2 separate regions of the Homo sapiens genome follow, and region 2 is linked to region 1. Evidence: read pairs that join two places in POLR2A ChIA-PET (ENCODE). Cell type or tissue: K562. All regions are shown on one strand. Each heading gives the region's core, and the rest is flanking DNA. Links, peaks and the distances in the headings are about the cores only. Region 1 has its middle 9.8 kb from the start of EIF1. Region 2 overlaps RAB5C (RAB5C, member RAS oncogene family).

Evidence for each region. Peaks named below come from ENCODE experiments on the same cell type or tissue, not always from the same donor. Only the 100,000 strongest peaks of a DNase experiment are listed, where the experiment ranks them.
Region 2: POLR2A ChIA-PET joins it to region 1 with 6 read pairs; 5 of 35 experiments call an interaction of 5 or more read pairs at or near these places.

The regions. Positions count from the first base shown.
Region 1 is chr17:41,676,939-41,681,327 of GRCh38, forward strand. No RefSeq gene overlaps it. Among named protein-coding and RNA genes, the nearest start is that of EIF1, 9.8 kb to the right of the region's middle. RefSeq lists an enhancer at 1,786-2,015. In K562, for the core only: a CTCF peak has its summit at 2,428 (motif pointing right); DNase peaks (open chromatin) are centred at 1,783 and 2,393; H3K4me3 peaks cover 1,016 bases.
Region 2 is chr17:42,133,984-42,138,372 of GRCh38, forward strand. All of the region lies in intron 1 of RAB5C (RAB5C, member RAS oncogene family), which reads right to left. Among named protein-coding and RNA genes, the nearest start is that of HSPB9, 13 kb to the left of the region's middle. In K562, for the core only: no CTCF peak of the experiment used is centred there; a DNase peak (open chromatin) is centred at 1,891.

The DNA.
Region 1 (4,389 bases), core at 268-4,267:
GCCTCAGCCTCCCAACTAGCTGGGACTACAGGCACCCGCCACCACACCCGGCTAATTTTTGTATTTTTAGTAGAGACAGGGTTTCATCATGTTGGCCAGGATGGCCTTGATCTCCTGACCTTGTGATCCACCCGCCTAAGCTCCCAAAGTGCTGGGATTACAGGCGTGAGCCACCGCGCCCTGCCTGTTTTGAGTTTTGTTTTGTTTTGTTTTTTGAGACAGCGTCTCACTCTGTCTCCCAGGCTGGAATGCAGTGGTGCGATCTCAGCTCAGTGTAACCTCTGCCTCCCAGGTTCAAGCAATTCTCCTGCCTCAGCCCGTTGCTGGGATTACAAATTGCTGGGATTACAAGTGCCCACCACCACACCTGGCTCATTGTTGTAGTTTTAGTAGAAACAGGGTTTCACTGTTTTGGCCAGGTTGGTCTTGAACTCCTGACCTCAAGTGGTCTGCCCGCCTCGGCCTCTCAAAGTGCTGGTATTGTAGCAATGAGCCACTGCACCCAGCCATCTGCTGTTTTTTAGTTGTATTCTTTTATAATAAGCTGTCAGCCTGGTAACTCAACTGTTTTCCTGAGTTCTGTGAGCCATTCTAGCAAACTATCAAATCCAAGGAGGGGTTGTGGGAACTCCTGATTTATAACCATTGGCCAGAAGCACGTGAAGCGCAGACTTGTGGCTGGCATTGCAGTGGGACAGTCTTAAGGAATTGGAGGCTGCAGTGAGCTATGATCACACCACTGCACTCCAGCCTGGGCAACAGAGCAAGACCCTGTCTCTAAAAGTAGATAGATAGATAGATAGATAGATAGATAGATAGATAGATAGACAGACAGATAGATAAAATTTTAAAATGAAGTGGGGTAGTATTGTAGAGTTAAGCCATTAACCTGTATAGTCTTGCAATAGGAGTTCCACAGGACTGGTTTTGCAAGGTACAGGTCACGAAGACCCCTCTGATAAAACGAGATGTGGTAAAGAAGCCAGCCAAAACCAAGATGGTAATGAAAGCGACCTCTGGACTGGGCGCGGTGGCTCACGCCTGTAATCCCAACATTTCGGGAGGCTGAGGCAGGCATATCACGAGGTCAGGAGATCAACACCATCCTCACTAACACGGTGAAACCCCATCTCTACTAAAAATACAAAAAATTAGCTGGGCCTGGTGGCACGTGCCTGTAGTCCCAGCTACTTGGGAGGCTGAGGCAGGAGAATCGCTTGAACCTGGGAGGCAGAGGTTGCAGTGAGCTGAGATCGTGCCACTGCACTCCAGCCTGGGCGACAGAGCAAGACTCTGTCTCAAAAAAAAAAAAAAAAAAAAAAAACAAAAAGAAAGCAACCCAACCTCTGGTGTCCTTACTGCTTATTATATGCTAATTATAATGTATCAGCCTCGTGGTCAGCAACCCATTTTTGGGTCCCCTCTCACTGTCGAGAGCTTTTCTGTCCCTCAATAAATTCTATTCTGCCTTACTCACTCTCTGCTGTCCATGTACCTCATTTTTCTCAGTCATGGGACAACAATTCGGAACTCATTGAACTACGGGGGTAAAAGAGCATAAAAACTTCTTAGTAATTTTCCACCAATCTCCCTACCCTGTTCCTTGGCTATAAATCCCCAATTTTCCCTATTGTAGAGAGAGTGAAACCCAGTCTCTCTCCTCTGCTACAAAACCCCAATGTAATAGCTCCCCCTTGAATAAAGTCTTCCTTCATCTTTAACAAGTGTCATGAGTAATCTTTTCTTTAATGCCACACTGACCTGGGCAGGACATTCAGCACCTCCCCCAAGCTCTGGGAAGGGAAACCAGCAGTGACTACAAGGATGCCTGTATGGGGCCCTGGACCAGACCCAGACAATCTTCCAGGGCAGGCACCCCTTCCAGGTTAGGGGCACAGGCTCTGGATCTGAATTCCAGCCATGCAACTTACCAGCTGTGATCTTGCAAAAATGATTCCTCTCTATGATTCAGTATCTTTGTTACCAACAAAGCTGGTCCCCAGAAAATGGAGCCTTTCCCCGTTTGGTGTTACAAATCAATATGCAAAACTGAAAGTGAATGTCAAGCAGTGCAGGCTTTAGATTAGACGGTCATGGAATTGAGAAGTGGGAGCTTGGGCTCGGCTCCTGAGAGCCAGGAAGTCACAGATATAGGGCACCTTTAATGAAAGGGTTGGATATTAAAAGTAAGGGGAGGAATATTCATTTCTTTTCTGGGAATGGGTGGAGAACTCCTTGAAACTGGAGTGCCGTCTTCCTTTTTGTGTTTTTGTGGTTTCTTCCGGTCTTAGTCACAGTGATTGTTAACTGTCATGGTGCTGGTGGGAGTGTCACTTAGCACAGAAATTAGTTATAATGAAGTTAGAGGTTCTTCAGAGGTCAAGTGAGCTGCCTTGGATCCCACAAGTCTTAGCCAGTTTGGTCAGAAGGGGGAGCTTTTGACCTCAAGCATCCTGTTTCCTAAAGATAAGCAGAATTAAGGCAGGGTAGAAATTCACCTATGTCACACAGGCATTACACTGGGTAACATCCTCATCTGTAAAAGAAAATAACAATTCTCGCCAGGCACAGTGGCTCACACCTGTAATCCCAGCACTTTAGGAGGCCAAGGTGGGCAGATCACCTGAGGTCAGGAGTTCAAGACCAGCTTGGGCAACATAGCAAAACCCCATCTCTACTAAAAATACAAAACTTAGCCAGGCATCATTGTGGGTGCCTGTAATCCCAGCTACTCAGGAGGCTGAGGTGGGAGAATTGCTTGAACTCAGGAGGCAGAAGTTGCAGTGAGCCAAGATTGTGCCACTGCACTCCAGCCTGGGCTACAGAATGAGACTCCATCTCAAAAAAAAAAAAAAGAAAAGAAAGAAAGAGGGAAGGAAGGAAGGGAAAGGAAGGAGAGAGAGACAGAAAGAGAGAAAGAAAGAAAGAAAGAGAGAGAAAGAAAGGAGGGAGGGAGGGAGGAGGGAAGGAGGGAAGGAAGGAAGGAAGAAAGGAAGGAAGGAAGGAGGGAAAAGAAAGAAAGAAAGAAGAAAAGAGAAAAGAAAAGAGAGGGAGAGAAAAGCAGGAGGAAGGAAGGAAGGAAGGGAGGGAGGGAGGGAGGGGAGGGAGGGAGGGAGGGAGGGAATTTGTTTGAATCTTATGTTGTGTGCTGTAATGAGATTGTCCACAGTAGCACTGGCCTCCCAGACCCTCTCCAAATATGCACGGCACATCTGAGCTCCGGAGAGAATTGGGGTGCATGCCCCAAATGCTGGCCTCCATCAAGAAAACAGATAACCCCTTTATAAGAGCACAATCATCCCAGAGGTTCCTCGCTCAGGAAACCTGGTCCCTCTTGGGTGGCCAGGCAGCCCAGCAGGAAGAGGGCCACCACCGCTATCCTGCCAGGTCTCTGTCTGCAGAAGGACTAATGAGCTTTGTCAGGATTCCATGGGACAGGGTGTGAAACACTCAGCTAAGCTCGTAGCAAGAGCTCAACCACTGTAAATTTCACAAAATAAAAAAAAAAAAAAGACCGTACAAAACTCCTCTCAGGAAGAGTTTTATCTATGGTAGAGGGACAGCTGCTAAGCTGTTTGGGGCAAAGGATGAAATCGATGCCCCCCACTGCCCCGGTGCATGCTCAGGTGGCAGTATCTGTCTTGGGCTAGGCAAGTGAAAAGAGGAGAGAATTTCACCTTGTTGGCCCAGGAAGGGACACAGTTTGGGTGAGTGAATACTCAATAAGCCACTTGAGCAGGAAAAAGTTCCCTCGACATCCTTGGCCCGGCTTTGGTACATATGACCATCACCAAGCTGTCTTCTAAACTGGGAGCAGGGAGAGAAATATGCAAGCTCACAGCAGAGCTAAATCACTGGGAACTAGAGATGCTGGAGGCGGGGGCAGGAGACAAAGAAATGAGGCAGGTGGTGGCAGAGAAGGCTGGAAAGAACAGCCGTTCCTGTGACTAGGGCCTGCCATGTGTGTGCCAGCAGGCTCGCTTCAGCCTAGCATCCTGCTGAGCAGCACTGTCCAGTAGGAATAGAACGCACACCACACATGCAACTAAATAGCTCCTGGGGGCTCCCAGGAGCCACGTTTCTTTAAAGTAAAAAGAAACAGGTGAATTTAACTTAATAGTATATTTTATTTAATATAATAGATCCAAAATATTCTTATTTTAATAAGTAATTCATATAAAAAGTATTGTGAAGGCTGGGCACAGTGGCTCACACCTATAATCCCAACAATTTGGGAGGCTGAGGCACGCGAATGGCTTGAGCAGAGGAGTTTGAGACCAGCCTGGCCAACATGCTGAAACCCCATTTCTACAAAAACATACAAAAATTAGCCGGGCTAATTCGGTAATGTGCGCCTGTGATCTCAGCTACTCAGGAGGCTGAGGCAGC
Region 2 (4,389 bases), core at 218-4,217, 460 kb after region 1:
CCAGCACTTTTTACGGTCTGTTGCCTAGTGGTTTGCCTGGCCCTGCTTGGTGATCAAATGAGCAGTGGTGTCCAACCTTTGCAGTCAATAAAGCCCAAGGAAGCCAATTTTGCTAGGAAGGGCGCACGGAGATATGAGGGTGTCTAAGCCAGGGGAAGGCCAGACCGAGAGCCCCAGGAAGCATTATACCCTCTCCTCCCAAGCCTGGGAAACTGAAGACATGGCAGGTAGTAAAGGTGAATGCATTCACTGAGCTGTCCTGCCTCCCAGGGATGTGTGTCTTACTGGCAATCTTTCTTTTTGAACCCCTGGCAAAAATTATCCACTTGTGCAGTCAGGTGATGGAATTATAGCCAAAACTGACATAGTTTTCAAAGTCTTCTTTGAGACAAAAATCAAATTCTCCATAAGAGCTAAAGTTACAGTCAAAGTTGATTTTTTTAAATTAGCCAACGTGGTGGTACACGCCTGTAATCCCAGCTACTTGGGAGGCTGAGGCACAAGAATTGCCTGAACCCAGGAAGCAGAGATTGCAGTGAGCTGAGATCGCGCCATTGCACTCCAGCTTGGGGCAAAAGAGTAAGACTCTGTCTCAAAAAAAAGTTGACTTTTTTTCACAAGTACAATGGCCGTGCTGGAGCTTCAGATCTAGGGAGAAAGATTCTCCTTGCCATGGACCCACCATCCAAATCAGAACCCTGGCTTGTTCAGAGGCCACTAAGAACAAGCACCAGTCCCAACCTCATGTCTTCCACAGGAAAGGGGAGAGAATGTATAAGGACTTGGAGTCACACTATTTTCCTATTAATACAATGCACATGAAAGCGCAGAAGGGATCTAAGCTCCTAAACACCCTGGCCCTGTGCACAGGCACTTCTGGGCCAAGGATGGAAGAGAAAGAGAAAGAAAAATGGGACACTGTTCTTCCCTGCTCCGGGGTTCCCTCTGCTCTGGACACTACAGGTCAGTGGGTCTCAAATTCTTTTTTTTTCTTAAGTTTTTTTTTTTTTTTTTTGAGACAGAATCTCGCTCTCTCACCCAGGCTGGAGTGCAGTGGCACGATCTCTGCTTACTGCAACCTCTGCCACCCAGGCTCAAGCGATTCTAATGCCTCAGCTTCTAGGAGTAGCTGGAACTATAGGTATACGTCATTACACCCGGCTAAATTTTTGTGTATTTTTTGTAGCGGCGGGGTTTTACCACGCTGGCCAGGCTGGTATCAAACTCCTGCCTCAACCTCCAAAAGTGCTGGGATTACAGGTGTGAGCCACCTGTAATTTTTTTTTTTTTTTTTTGGAGATAGAGTCTCACTGTTGCCCAGGCTAGAGCAGTGATGCAATCACGATTCACTGCAGCCTTGACCTCCCAGGCTCAAGTGATCCTTCTATTTCAGCCTCCAGTCAAACTCTTCTTCACCAGAATCACCCAGGGCCTTTAGAAAATACCCTGACCAACTGAATTAGAATCTCTAGAGGTGGAGTCCAGAAATCAGTATTTTAAAAATAAGTTCCCAGTGATTTTAAGCAGTTGATCGAAGCACAAGAGCTACAGTTGATATACGAAGGAGGGAGAAATCCAAGAGACAGAAAGGCACCCCCGATCAGTGCTGTGCACAACTCGTAAGTGTGCATGTGTAAGTCCATGAATGTGGGAGGGGTCTTCAGCTTCACTCAGCAACTGGAGCCTTCTCCAAGACACTAGATGCTGCTGCAATTCCTCCCCCTAACCTCCCTTTGAAAGTTTCACCTTTCCTCTAATCCACGAAGTCACCCACTTCATATGTTTTGTCCTTCCTGGTAAAAGGGTGAGCAATTCCAGCTGATGAGTGTCTCGTGTACTTCCTGTTTGCTTTAGAGACTTCCTCTAGCTGAGAGTCCTGGCACAGCCTGGAGAGCAAGCTGATTAGGGAAACCAATCAGACTGTTGACCAGGGCAGGCGGGGCGTAGAGACTAGCTCACTCAAGGTTAGCCAGGTGGCCTGAGAACCAAGTGACCCCGCCCAGGGTCCCCTGCAGGTGCTTCTGACCAGTGACTCTTCAGCTACATTTTACCCCGGAAAAGGGCATTCCTGAATATTTAAACAAGAGTCCAGCAAAACAAAACAAAATCAAACCAAAAAAACAACAGCAGAAAGGAGTTGTTAAAGAAAATGGAGCAAGAGACACAGGAGGAAGTAACTCGGTTCAAAGGCTAAAGTGGAAGACATTTGATTTAAAAGCCAACTGGAGTCAAGGTTTTGCAAATGCTTCCCAGGCTCCGATTAGTTGGGGAGATGATTTACCCATAGGCTCAAGAACACAGCTCTTCCTCAAAAGGGAAAACCACTGCCAGCACACAGAAACAGAGGACAGACTCACAGCAGGACTATCCAGGCTTCTAGCTGGTTGCAGACCCAGAGGAAAGAAGAATCTGAAGCAACGCCAGCCACGATCCACACGAGGTACCCACAACCTTCCCCAGCGTGGCTAGCAGGTTAGGACTTGGGAGGCTGAGCCGGGTTTGGTTCAAGCTCCACTCCACCGTTTATTAGCCGTGTGACCTTGGCCAAGTCACACAAGTGATCATTATCAGCTTCAGTTCCTTATCTAAAAATTGGTATTCTTTAATACTAATTGCATGGGGTAGTTCAGATCAAGTGAAACAATGCACCACAGTATCAGGCTGAAGGTGAGCTTTCAACAAGTGGCAGGTTTATTACCCCAGAGGCTAGAATTGGTAGTCAGAGCCCAAAAGGGCCTTAAAGACCCCATCCTACTGTTGACAATTAAAGAAAAAAAATGAAGGTGAGGAGAAGTGACCTGCCTAGGGTCACACAGCCAGCTAGCTGGTGGCAGAGCCCAAGCCTGCCCAAGACTCATAACTCAAGCAAGGCTCTCCTATTAGAGATAGAAAGAAAAACCCCAGAATATTAACAATCTCATTACCATAACCCCTGTTACTAAAAATAACAGGGACTGCGACCTTCTATGCATGTTTTTAAAAAATGTAGCTTTTAGCTAGGAAAAAATGAGTTTCTATCAAACTGAAAAAAGCACATTGCCGCCGGGTGAGGTGGCTCATGCCTGTAATCCCAGCACTTTGGGAGGCTGAGGTGGGTGGATCACCTGAGGTCAGGAGTTGGAGACCAGCCTGTCCAACCTGGTGAAACCCCGACTGTACTAAAAATACAAAAATTAGCTGGGTGTGGTGGCTGGCACCTGTAATCCCAGCTACTTGGGAGGCTGAGGCAGGAGAATCACTTGAACCCAGGAGACAGAGGTTGTGGTGAGCGAAGATCGCACCATTGCACTCCAGCCTGGACAACAGAGCGAGACACTGTCTCAAAAAAAAGAAAAAAAAAAAAAAGCACACTGCTGGATGGAGGAGTTATAACTTGATTTGAGAGGTAAATACATGAGTGTATAATAATATAAAAACCCATCGAGCTGTATTTACAATTTGTAAACTATTATACATAAGTCACATGTCAATAAAAAGGTTAAAAAATGCTGCTGGTATAGAATTTTGCATATAATCATGAAAAGTTAAAGCTTGGAAACGATATGAATGCAATCTAGCTCCTCTGTATATAAAATATTTTCTGCCTCTTTAGTATGAAGAAAATAATATTAAAGACAATCAAGGGCCGGGCACGGTGGCTCACGCCTATAATCCCAGCGCTTTGGGAGGCTGAGGCGGGTGGATCATGAGGTCAAGAGATCGACACCATCCCGGCCAACATGGTGAAACCCCGTCTCTACTAAAAATACAAAAATTAGCTGGGCGTGGTGGCGCATACCTGTAGTCCCAGCTACTCGGGAGGCTGAGGCAGGAGAATCGCTTGAACCCGGGAGGCAGAGGTTGCACTGAGCTGAGATAGTGCCACTGCACTCCGGCCTGGCGAGAGAGCGAGACTCTGTCTCAAAAAAAAAAAAGACAATCAAAAAGATGATACCTGAATTGGAAAAGACCAACGGAGAACAAAGATACCCAAATGTTAAACACAAATAAGGTGCAAGACAATGGGATTCCTCATAAAAAATAAGATTCCCACATATATATTAAGGATATATTTACTGTTTGGGCTTAACTGTGGGCTAAAGGATTTTCAAGTGGTTTAAAGCTTCACAATAATAAAGAGAAACTGATATTTATGTCTTTTCGATGGGGAGAAAGAGGTTATAACAGTATGATATTCTCCACTCCCCAACCAGTCTAGAGTATATCTGCAGAGGAAAGGGGGGTTTAGGGGTTGGGGGATGGAATCAAAGAGAAGGGTGTCCTCTGTGTGACCAGGCCTATGGAACTGCTTCACACAGGGCCTGTGTCTTACCTAAGAGTCTAACAGGGGAAGCTTGGCCCTGGCCCTGGAAGCCAGAAGCTTAAGAGCCCAGGGTGAGATCTAGCCGA